Linked DNA regions of Homo sapiens: region 2 is linked to region 1. The links are chromatin contacts, found by Hi-C or POLR2A ChIA-PET in ENCODE. All regions are on one chromosome and are shown on one strand. The core of a region is the stretch at or near the end of the contact, and the rest is flanking DNA. Distances in the headings are between cores, read along the strand shown.

The links. A loop is a pair of places that touch in the nucleus more often than their neighbours do. ChIA-PET counts read pairs that join two places held with the same protein, here RNA polymerase II (POLR2A). Pooled maps may share reads with other maps.
Region 2: a loop to region 1 is called in a map of OCI-LY7, with 8 times the contacts of the local background. The contact joins the enhancer-like site here to the promoter of SEL1L3 in region 1. A Hi-C loop is called at or near these places in 2 of 168 maps with a recorded cell type or tissue (OCI-LY7 and Ramos), 8 of 37 single-sample maps with no recorded cell type and 4 of 50 pooled maps. POLR2A ChIA-PET finds 5 or more read pairs at or near these places in 1 of 52 experiments (OCI-LY7).

The regions. Positions count from the first base shown.
Region 1 is chr4:25,861,562-25,864,261 of GRCh38, reverse strand. It overlaps SEL1L3 (SEL1L family member 3), which reads left to right and starts at 1,274. Exons shown (of 24, transcript NM_015187.5): 1 at 1,274-1,587. The coding sequence starts at 1,426. LOC102723733 (a long non-coding RNA gene) reads right to left here. Exons shown (of 2, transcript XR_427503.5): 1 at 2,109-2,700. RefSeq lists silencers at 1,041-1,200, 1,251-1,710, 1,981-2,275.
Region 2 is chr4:26,825,415-26,828,114 of GRCh38, reverse strand. It overlaps a transcript of TBC1D19 not described here. Among named protein-coding and RNA genes, the nearest start is that of STIM2-AS1, 34 kb to the left of the region's middle. Within about 2 kb of position 1,319, at least 8 of the 41 ENCODE cell types and tissues checked have a DNase peak (open chromatin) inside an H3K27ac peak, as active enhancers do; they include OCI-LY7, where a contact is called at or near this core.

The DNA of each region.
Region 1 (2,700 bases), core at 25-2,524:
TGACCTATGCTCGTGGCACAGGGAAAGGGCTGTGGCCTCTCAGGCTCCCAGGCTATTATTAGTTCCAATCCGCACAAATCTACCAGTGCTAAAGGGAAGCTTCTGCGAACTTTGGAAGGTGGATTAACTGTTTCAGAGCAGCAGCTGCGGGCCCAGATAGTTGTCGGAGCCGCTAGACACAGCCAAGCGCTTCCCTGAAAGCCAAGGCCGGCGGCGAGCTGGTGGTCCCGCCGGCCGGAGGCCCCTCCCCGCCAGGCCGCAGAACCCGGGTCGGAGAGCAGCCAGTCTCAACCTGCGTCCCCAAGGCCGAGGATGTGTCCTGGTTTTTTAAAAAGCTGTTTGCGCACTTCCAGGGCCTCACCCCTTTCATTTGGGGCTCCAGTATTACTGTATTGACCTAATTAATTCATTTTTTTCTCAGTCCAAAGTGGAAGCCGGAGCACAGGGATGCAAATCAAATACAAACCCGTCCTGGGTGCCAATACTCTGGACAATTAAAACAAAGAGCGCAGTGGTGGCGGTGGCGGCGGCACCACACAAAACCCTCGGGAAACATCCAGAACGTGCCGCGAACCAGCCGGCAGGGTGGGGCGCAGCCCGGCTGCAAACATGCCAGCAAGGAGGCAGTCCCAACCCCGCAGGTGGACAGGTGGAGGTTGGCAGGGGTCAAAATCCATCCTGAAGGCCTGGGAGCCGGGCAGCTGCGCGGCACAACTCCAGGGGGCACACTCGCCCTGCGCCCTGCGGGAATGGCGCCCCGGCCAAAAAAGCAACCAGACAAAAACCCATTGCACGGGCGGGAACTGGTCTGTGCGACCCGCAAAAGGGGTGGGTGGGAGAGGAAGAATGCGGAAGCGAGGAAGAGGATGGGAAGGGAGAAAGAGGAAAGGGAGGAAAAGGAGAAAGTGAAAAAGAGAGGGGGTTTGGGAGCGCGAGGGGAGAAGGAAGAGGGAGCCGGAGGGAGAGGAGGGGGATCGCAGAGAGCAGGAGCGCGGAAGGGGGGCGGGGGAGGAGCAGAGAGAAAGGGAAAGGGGGGTGCGCCGGGGCCCAGCGACCCGGGCGGGGGGTGGCGGCGGCCAAGGGGCGGGACCCGGGTCGGTGCCCACCTGCGTGGGCGCCCGCTGCTCCGAGGGGTGGAAGCCCGGGGGCCAGAGGGAGCGGCCGGGAGGAGGGCTGGGCAGGGAGGCAGAGGGGAGGGAGGGGACGGGGACGGGGAGGCGGGGAGGAGCCGGCGCTCGGCTGGGGCTGCGGGGGCGGCGACGGCGGGAGCGGCAGTGGCGGCGGCGGCGGGTCCGGAGGTGGCGGCAGGTGGCCCCGCGCGCGGCGGCCGGCCCGGCCGGGGGCGGGCGGGAAGGTGGCGCCTCGGGCGGGGGCCGGTCCCTGCACCAGGTGACCTGTTCCGGCCCGGATCCGGGCGGCCTCGCCATGCAGCGGCGCGGCGCGGGGCTCGGGTGGCCGCGGCAGCAGCAGCAGCAACCCCCGCCGCTCGCGGTCGGCCCCCGGGCCGCAGCCATGGTCCCGAGTGGCGGCGTCCCCCAGGGCCTCGGCGGCCGCTCTGCCTGCGCGCTGCTCCTGCTCTGCTACCTGGTGAGCGCCGGACCCTGCCCGGGTCTTCCCCTCCGCGCGGGGCCCCGGGGACGCGGGTGGGGGCGGCCGGGGACACCCGCCACGCGGGGCGGGGACGCCGCTGCTAGTTTTCTCTCTTCCTCGTCGCTGCGCCCCGGGCGTTCCCGGCACCTGGGATAGGTACCCCGGGCGTGGAGAGGGGCGCTTGGACCGGACTTGCCAAGCTGCTCTCTCGCTCGTGCTCATTCCTTTCCCTCCTGGACTCTCTCTAGACCCGGGTCGGGTTACCCTCGAGACCCCTTCTTGTCCTCGACTCCACCCGGGAGCCTCGCCGCCCGGAGTTCGCTCCCCGCCCCGCCGCGCGCAGTCTCCAGCACCCCCCAACCCCCCACCCCTCCTGGGCTTCCCTCTCAATCTTCTCGCAGCTCCTTTCCTTCCCGTGCCCAACTTCGCCTCTTACTCTCGGCGCCCGCCACCCGCGTCGACCCTCCTTTTAGTTTCCACCGGGTCCTCCCGGCCCGGACAGTTTTCTGCCAACGCACCTCGCATCTCCAGCGCTCTTCAACTCCTCCTTGGTCACTCCAGCCAAGTTGCGGATGCCGGAAAGAAATCTAGTTCTCTGTAACACGCTTACCGCCAGAGTGGTGACTTTAGCTGCGTCTTGAACATTGTCATTTCAGAGAATATGTTTGGCTCATGCATGTCAGTTTGCAATTTGCACACTTCTTGGCTTCTGTTTTAGTCATCAACTAAAGGGCAGTAACCTATTTTTCAAAACCCATTTATTTTAAATACCAGAGTAGCTGAGACCCCTCAGAACAAAGTGGGGAGAAATTTTCTCAGTTCCTTTGAGGGCTTGCTTGCTTCTGTTTTGAGTTCTCCTAAACAATAGTAAATTTACAGAAGGCGACACCCTTCCTGCCCAGAGTAACTTATGTTCCACAATCCTGCAGAAACCTTGGGTTATCTCGCCATATATTACTGTAAATAAATGAAATGGAAAATGCTGAATCATGAAACTGATGTAATAGGAAATTCACAGAATGCCAAAAAAAAAAAAAAAAAGAGCAGTGTCATTGTCCAGAATTCATTTCACTTATGTGGCATTGTCATTATTTGGAGTCTTTCTTTTTG
Region 2 (2,700 bases), core at 70-2,569, 960 kb before region 1:
CTTCATAAGCCTCCTGGGGACTACACGCCTAAGGAAAGCCAGAGTCAGGGCCAGAGCTGGGGAGTTCTGACTGGCGGTTCTGGACAGTTTCCATCTACCCTTTAACCCCATAGCTGTCAAAGCATCTGCCAAACGAGATCTTAGAGGAACCATTTCAAAGCTATTTTAAGTATTTTCAGATATGGATTTGTCAGGTGGCCTACGTTAATCTCAAAGCCTAATAAAATAGCTGGGCACAGCGGCACACATGCCTGTATTCACACCTACCCAGGAAGCTGAGGCAGAAGGATTGCTTGAGCCCAGGAGTTCGAGGCTGCAGTGTGCATTATTGCACCTGTAAATAGGCACTGCATTCTAGCCTGAGTGTCATCGCAAGACCCTATCAAAAAAAAAAAAACAAAACAAAAAACAAAAAAAGAAAGCTCTAATAAATTGGTTCCATCCTCAAAAACATTTGCTTGAAGTTAGGGCTGAGTAGGTGAGTGCCAGCCTGATTTTGTTTTGTTTTGTTTTGAGACAGTCTTGCTCTCTCGCCCAGGCTGGAGTGCAGTAGTGCAATCTTGGCTCACTGCAACCTCTGCCTCCGAGATTCAAGCAATTCTCATGCCTCAGCCTCCTGCGTAGTTGGAACTGCAGGCGTCTGCCACCATGCCTGACTAATTTTTGTATTTTAGTAGAGACGAGGTTTCTCCATGTTGGCCAGGCTGGTCTTGAACTCCTGGCCTCAAGTGATCTGCCTCCCTTGGCCTCCCAAAATGATTGGATTGCAGGCGTGAGTCACTGTGCCTGCCAATGCCTGATGATTTTGACCCAAAGGATAGATTTGGTGATGAAGAAGAGAGATTCCTGAAACAGTAATACCTTTAAAGTTGGCTGTTTTAATTAAGTGAAGATGAAAATAAAGTGTTTTCCATCTTTATAAGCATTTGCCACTTACTGTGATTGAATTTGTGTTAAGGAGCCAGGAAAGGCTATGGAAGAGCAGTCTCCATCAGTTCACCAGAAGTATCATGGCAAGGCCAAGCTATCATGGTTAAAAGTTAATCATTAGTTTCCTTTCTCCATGATACGATTCAATAAACACATTAACAGTTTATAAAAGAGGTAGTGAAACCTCCTGAGGAAAAAAATATTATGTAACCAGTTTAGGGGAGAGACTTGCCTCGCCTCATATCTCAGTAGGGGGTTGAACTGCACGGCTGGGAGGTTCTTTCCGGTTTCATAACAGTTATTATTTCTGGAAGGGTTTATCTTTTATTGCTAATAGCACTTCACTTTCCTCCATGCTCTGAATCTACGTCACCACCCACACCCGGAACCATTATAAACATCCACCCGCCACCGGGGCAGTAACCCTCATGAAGTTAAAACAGTAGTCTTTCCTGCTCGCCAACAGTTATAGACCTTGAAATGCCATTAGGCCAAACTTTACTGGACTCTATTCATTGTTAGGGTTGTGGAATATTGATCTAAACTCAATCTAACAAAATACACGCGGACATCATCTATAACAATGATTTTCAAAGAGAGAATTTTGAAAGGTATATTGGAGAGAGATGAGAAGCATTTTATGTTTGTAACAGCTCTAATATCTTAATAAGAATGATCTCTTTGTTTAGAATTTAAAACTTAGTAATAATGACACTTATTTTTCCCCCCTCTAAATAATGTTCACCTACTATGAGCAGACAGTAAGGGCACAAATATAAATCAACTTTAAACTGTTTGAAATATCCTTCTATTCATGATTATTGCTGTCACTGAATATGTATCCAGCAGCTGGGCAGGAATTCCCTGATACTAGAGTTAAACAATGGGCAGGCAGAATGCGAAGTCCTATGTGCAGTGGGAATTAAATTGTTCTTTTATTACAAAAATATGATCTTTGAATTTTTTTTTCACTTTTTATTTTTGAGACAAGGTCTCTTTCTGTCACCAAGGCTGGAGTGCAATGGCACGATCTCAGCTCACTGCAACTTCTGCCTCCTGGGTTCAAGCAATTCTCCTGTCTCAGCCTCCTGTGTAGCTGGGATTACAGGTGCATGCCACCAAGCCTGGCTAATTTTTGTATTTTTAGTAGAGATGGGGTTTCGCCATGTTGCCCAGGTTGGTCTTGAACTCCTGACCTCAAATGATTCGCCCGCCTAAGCCTCCCAAACTGCTGGGATTACAGGCGTGAGCCACCATGCCCGGCCAGCTTAGCTATTTTCATATGCCATTACTAATAGTTAATGTTTATTGCAGGCTTAACTTGGACCAGGCCCTGTTTCAATGGCCTTATTCATCCTACTGATATTATAACAATTCTATGAAGGAGATACTATTAACCCTGTTTTACAGTTGAGAAAAATGAGGCACAGAGATTTTTAAGTAATTTTTCTGATGTCACACAACTAAGTGGTAGGGCTGGGAGTTGCACCCAAAAGTCTGGCTCCAAACCCCTTTTACTTAACTAGTATAACCACACAATAGCACCTCTCAGATCATGCTACTTAACTAATTTGTGGCAGGTCACTGATAGAGAAAATTGGCAGCAAATCTTCAAAACAGTGAACAATGAGTGTTTCCAACCAAACTACATTCACTATGGCCTGGATTTTTTTCTTAATGTTGAAAAATTAAAGAAAATGTCATTGAAAAAATAAAAATTACTGACTAATGAGGCATGCCCTTATATACCTAGTTACTCCTGAAAGAAAA